Regions from separate parts of the Homo sapiens genome. Here region 2 is linked to region 1. The links are chromatin loops, found by intact Hi-C in ENCODE. Cell type or tissue: heart left ventricle. All regions are shown on one strand.

What was found. Peaks named below come from ENCODE experiments on the same cell type or tissue, not always from the same donor. Only the 100,000 strongest peaks of a DNase experiment are listed, where the experiment ranks them.
Region 2: a loop joins it to region 1, with 19 times the contacts of the local background. A loop is called at or near these places in 39 of 110 quality-filtered maps.

Annotation. Positions count from the first base shown.
Region 1 is chr17:72,539,183-72,541,682 of GRCh38, reverse strand. The region is part of intron 1 of LINC00673 (long intergenic non-protein coding RNA 673); the gene reads left to right. Among named protein-coding and RNA genes, the nearest start is that of LINC00673, 52 kb to the left of the region's middle. RefSeq lists a silencer at 1,081-1,330. In heart left ventricle, a CTCF peak has its summit at 1,141 (motif pointing right); a DNase peak (open chromatin) is centred at 1,172; H3K4me3 peaks cover 368 bases; H3K27ac peaks cover 250 bases.
Region 2 is chr17:70,766,027-70,768,526 of GRCh38, reverse strand. No RefSeq gene overlaps it. Among named protein-coding and RNA genes, the nearest start is that of CASC17, 430 kb to the left of the region's middle. In heart left ventricle, a CTCF peak has its summit at 1,247 (motif pointing left); no DNase peak of the experiment used is centred here.

The DNA of each region.
Region 1 (2,500 bases):
CCGGTGAGGCCCCAGGAAGCTTCCAATCATGGCAGAAGGTAAACGGGAACCAGCATGTTACATGGCAAGAGGGAAAGCAAGAGATGGGGGAAGGTACCAGGCCCTTTTAAACAATCACATCTCACATGAACTCTTTTCTTTCTTTCTTTTTTTTTTTTTTTTTTTGAGATGGAGTCTTGCTCTGTCACCCAGGCTAGAGTGCAGCGGCACAGTCTTGGCTCACTGCAACCTCTATCTCCCAAGTTCAACCAGTTCTCCTGCCTCAAGCCTCTCGAGTAGCTGGGACTACAGGTGCGTGCCACCGCGCCCAACTAATTTTTTTGTATTTTTAATAGAGATGGGGTTTCACCATGTTGGCCAGGCTGGTTTCGAACTTCTGACCTCCAGGGATCCACCTGACGTGGCCTCCCAAAGTACTGGGATTACAGGTGTGAGCCACCATGCCAAGCTCACATGAACTGTTCTAGTGAGAACTCACTCGTTACTGTGAAGATAGCACCAAACCATTCATGAGGAATCCACCCCCATGATCCGAACACCTCCCACTAGGCCCACCTCCAACACCGGAGATCACATTTCAGTATGAGATTTGGAGGGAACAAACAGCCAAACCATATCACGTGCTCTCTTCTTGAGTCACCCCATAATTTGTACCCAAAGACCAGGGGGCATATGGGATCACGTGCTGTTTCCAGGAGAGATGTGTTGTAGGTTTGTGGGCCTTGAAGGGCTGTGGGCAGTGATCCCGCCCAGATTCTCTAGACACATGTTCCAATGGTGTCCGCTCACAGACATGGACCCCAGATCTGCGCCATCCCCTGCAGGATGCCCCAGAGCAGCGAGATGCCCCCTTTGCTCTGGCGCCACTCTCTGAGAACCAAACCTTTTAAACTGTGAGCAAGTTGCTGGAGAAGAGAATGGGCCTGGGACTGCAAAAGTAACCTCTCTCCCGAAGGAGGAGACAGGATTCCCGAACATCCTCTGGGGCAGCCCTGGGTGGTGGAGTGCGCCTGGACAGCTGGTGTCCGTCTGCAGGCTCCTGCCTCAGGCCCTGGAGTGGCAGCTTGGCAGGTCCAGACCCTTCCCCAGGGACAGTTGCGGCTGGGAACCCTGGACCTCTTCCCTGGGCCTGAGCCGCTTCCCCGTGCGGCCGTTCGCCGAGTGGCCACTTGATGGCGCTGTGGCTCCACCGGGCGCGGGCGCGGGCGGAGCGGCGCGTCTGCTTCCAGCCGCCGGGCCGGTGCTGCCGCGGTCACCCCCGGCGCCTGGCTGTGCCCGGCGCGTCCGCCCTCCCGGCGCGCGGCTGGTGGGGCGCAGCCCTCGCGGCCGGTTCTGCCCGAAGCACAAAGCCACTGCTCAGAGCCAGCGCCTCCTGCTTGCAGCTCCCCAGTGAAAGAAGTTTGGGTCCTTGGTGGTGTTTTTCTCCCTGGCCTGGATGGTCCTGCAGAGGCCCCTTGCCACCTAATGACTTTATTCTTCTTAAAACATGTTTCTTTCTTTCTTTGCTTCTTGTTTTTGTTTTGATTTGTTTATTGGCCTGTACTCCGTTTCTGCCGTCTTACCAATAGCTCCTGACCAAGCCCGAGGCCTGCTAGAGAACTGTAGTTTAATTTAACCTCCACCGGCCAGGCTGGTCTGTTTCCTCTTTTCAAGCTTCCCTGCGGTTCTAACTTTGCTCCAGAAGATTCCTCCTGGAGCTTTTGCTTGGGAGAGAAAGGCGTTTGAACGCAGAGTTCAAGCGAGCTGGCCAAAATGGAATGCAAAAGAAGAAAATTTAAAAGAGAAAAGAAGGAGGCTTCTCAGAAATGAACTTTTCATCTGATTCCAAACATTCTGCAGTGCAGTTTTGTAAAAATACCAGAAAACACAAAGAAGCAAATAAAACACATCCATGATTTTGCGTCTAGAAATGGCTTTTGTATTTTAATATGTCTTTCCACGATTTATTGTCATTGCATAGATATACGTTCCCTTTCATCCCCCCGATTGGGTCAGTTTACTCATTTAGCTGGGTCGCCTGCTTTTTCATTGAACGCACTGGGAGCGTTTTTCCTTGGCAAGCTGGTTTCTGCAAGTTTCCCTCAAGTTTCCCTCAAACTCTTGAAGTTTTGCATGCAGGTCACTCCCAGGCAGGTTGCTGTGTGAGATAGCCTCACTGAAGCTGGGATTTGGACGTTTGGAAGAGGATGATTGAATTGTAGCTTCCAGGGAGGACAGAATTGTGAGCTCTTTTTGGAAGACCAGAGTTACCCATATTTGTTTAGCAAAGCGAGCAGGCCCACTTCAAGTCAGCGGTTCTCAAAGAGCCTGAGCAGGGTGCTGAATTCAGGCCTCTGAGCTTTGAGCGCCCCTCCCAGAACCCCTAGGCATCTGAATGTAGGTCGGAGGCTTCCCAGGCTGCCTGAAGTCTGGGGACTGAGAGGCGGGGCTCAGGGGTCACTGAATCAGCCCCTTCCTTGTCCCTCTGGAGGACCCCGGGATAAATGCAAAAGGCGTGTGT
Region 2 (2,500 bases), 1.8 Mb after region 1:
AATTATAAAATTCTGTAGCTGGTATAATCTGACATTATATATGTGTATATACACAGATATATGAAATATATATTAATATGTATAAAAATATATACAAACATATGTGAGATGTATGTTATAATAAATGTATATTGATGTTAAATAAATATTCTTATACAGGTATAAAAAAGGAGGGAAAAAAATCACCATTCTGACAGCAGTCTGGTAGAAGTATGGGTCATTAAATTTTGTTTATATTGGTTATCTGTGTTTTCTAAATGCTCTACAATCATTATTATTTTTCAATCATAAAAAATATATTAAATAAAATATTATAATCTTAAAATACATACAGAAGAAACCAATTTCATTAGAATACAAAAAATTCAGATTTTAGGTGTTAATTCTAGAACTAATTCAAATGTGATGATAATATATATTTCTGCCTCCAAATGTGTTTTGAAGAAGTAAAGTACAAACTCAGTTAAAAAACAAAAAGAACACAAGAGTTGTGACAGAGAATAAAGAAGACAGTGTATTAAAAGGTTTCTTAAAATCAGACTTTTTAGCCACATTTTTCCGAAGAGTCAAATTTAGCTTAATTTTTAAATAAGTGTCCAAGTCATAACAAAAAGGTTTCACTTTTAACTCTAATGGATGTATTTTATTCAAAATGCAAGGACTTTAAAAAATATGGGGAATGAGACCCATACAAACATTATTTCTATTTTTTTTCAGATGATCTAAAAAAATTCAAATCTTTATGTAAACCTCACTGGCAAAAATAATTAGAGCTTTGCTGTCATTTAAAATTGTTGAAAATATTCCATAAGAAAATACAAACTGTCATTAAGAGAATACTATTTTTACAAAACAGTCCAATGACATTCCTTTGAGTTATAGAGATAATGAACATAAATTGTCTAATTTGAAAGGTTTCTGTTTACCAACTAGCTTTTTGTTTAAGTGTAATTTTTGTAGGATTAATGATTAAGGGTTAAGTCACAGGCTCTATAGGAATATTGCCTTTACTAGTTTCTGATTTTTTTTTTAATTCTTAATGAATCCAAAAAGGGGAGTGGGAGAGGTGGGGCCACATATGGTGTCAATACACTTTAATTAAGTGCAATAATTCCCCCTTTCCTGAGGTAGCTGTGTTAAGACATATTTCTCTTCAGAGATTTACATTCTGGGCATCTATTTTTCAGCACAGCCATCAAGTTCATCTGTGGAATTTCACTGCCCCCTGTTGGAATCCTGTAAAAGTTCAGATGGCTTTCCATCTTAAAAATCAGAAATTTGGGGGTTCGGCTTCTTAATTTTGATGTTTTCAGCTTTTAACATAAATCTTTCAAAGATACAAAGTTTGAAAAATTTCAAAGTTAAGGAAAGGTTGCTTAAATTTACAACACACAAACATCACTCAGAAACATCTCTTTACGTGTTGAAAATAAGCTTAGATTTTTTATAACCATTTCATTATGTGTAAATACTATTTAAAAAAAAAAAAGTTTGCCTGCTAAGACAGAATGAAGAAAAACGTCTTCGAAGTACAACAATGCCATTTTTCCCTCTATCAGGCACCAAACAGAAAATATACTAATTTAAGAAAACTAATTATACCATTATATTATTGTATTTTTATTTTTAGCTAAATATCATAGAATAAATTCCTTTGAAAATTAAGGTTCATTAAAATCTGCAATTCATTTTTATGAGTGGCATTCACTGAATTAAATTTTCCAACATTGACCCTTGTTTCAGTGGGGAACTTAGGAGATGGATGCCTTTGATCTGTGGAGCAGATGGTGATCTGCACGCTTCTAGTAGAAATCCTCCACAAATATACAACAAGAAGTGACCTGGAAAAGTCACTTCATGGAGGAGTAAAGAAGTGGCCAGAGGTGGACTCAGAAGTGCCCAAAGCTATGTGGCTGGAGGCATTGTTACTGATTGGGTATCAGTTTTTAATTCATTGGATACTGCTTTTCAACTAAAATTTAAAAATCTCTCCTCCCTTTTCAACATCTGGTTTAGCAATTCCTTGAGAGACAAAACAGCCCTTTCTCTCTCATCCCATCTATTAAAATGTACCTAGGTCCTGAGACAGAAACGAATGATCATGTCAGAGCTGAATACTTCTATTCCCGTATTCTGCTAGAAATAAGTCCTAATGCCCTAAAATCAAAATATTACAGTAGGACAATCTTCAACAGTGCAATTGATGGAAAATTAGCTTGGTTTCCTGTTATATCCCATGAAGTAATTTGTTACATCAAAATGTATAAAAATATTGTAATCAGTTCAATGTATTTATTTAAAGAACAAAATAACAATTTAAGTCCTTATATCTTATCCCTTCATGGCTGCTAAATATTTTAATTCATAGTAAACTATTTTAAACATTTTCTTTAAAGCATTTTGAAACAATACTTACCATATTGAATATGCAAGAAGACCTAAACTTGGATGTATTCATACTAATTAAATGTTGCAATATAGGGATAGACATTTATAATCA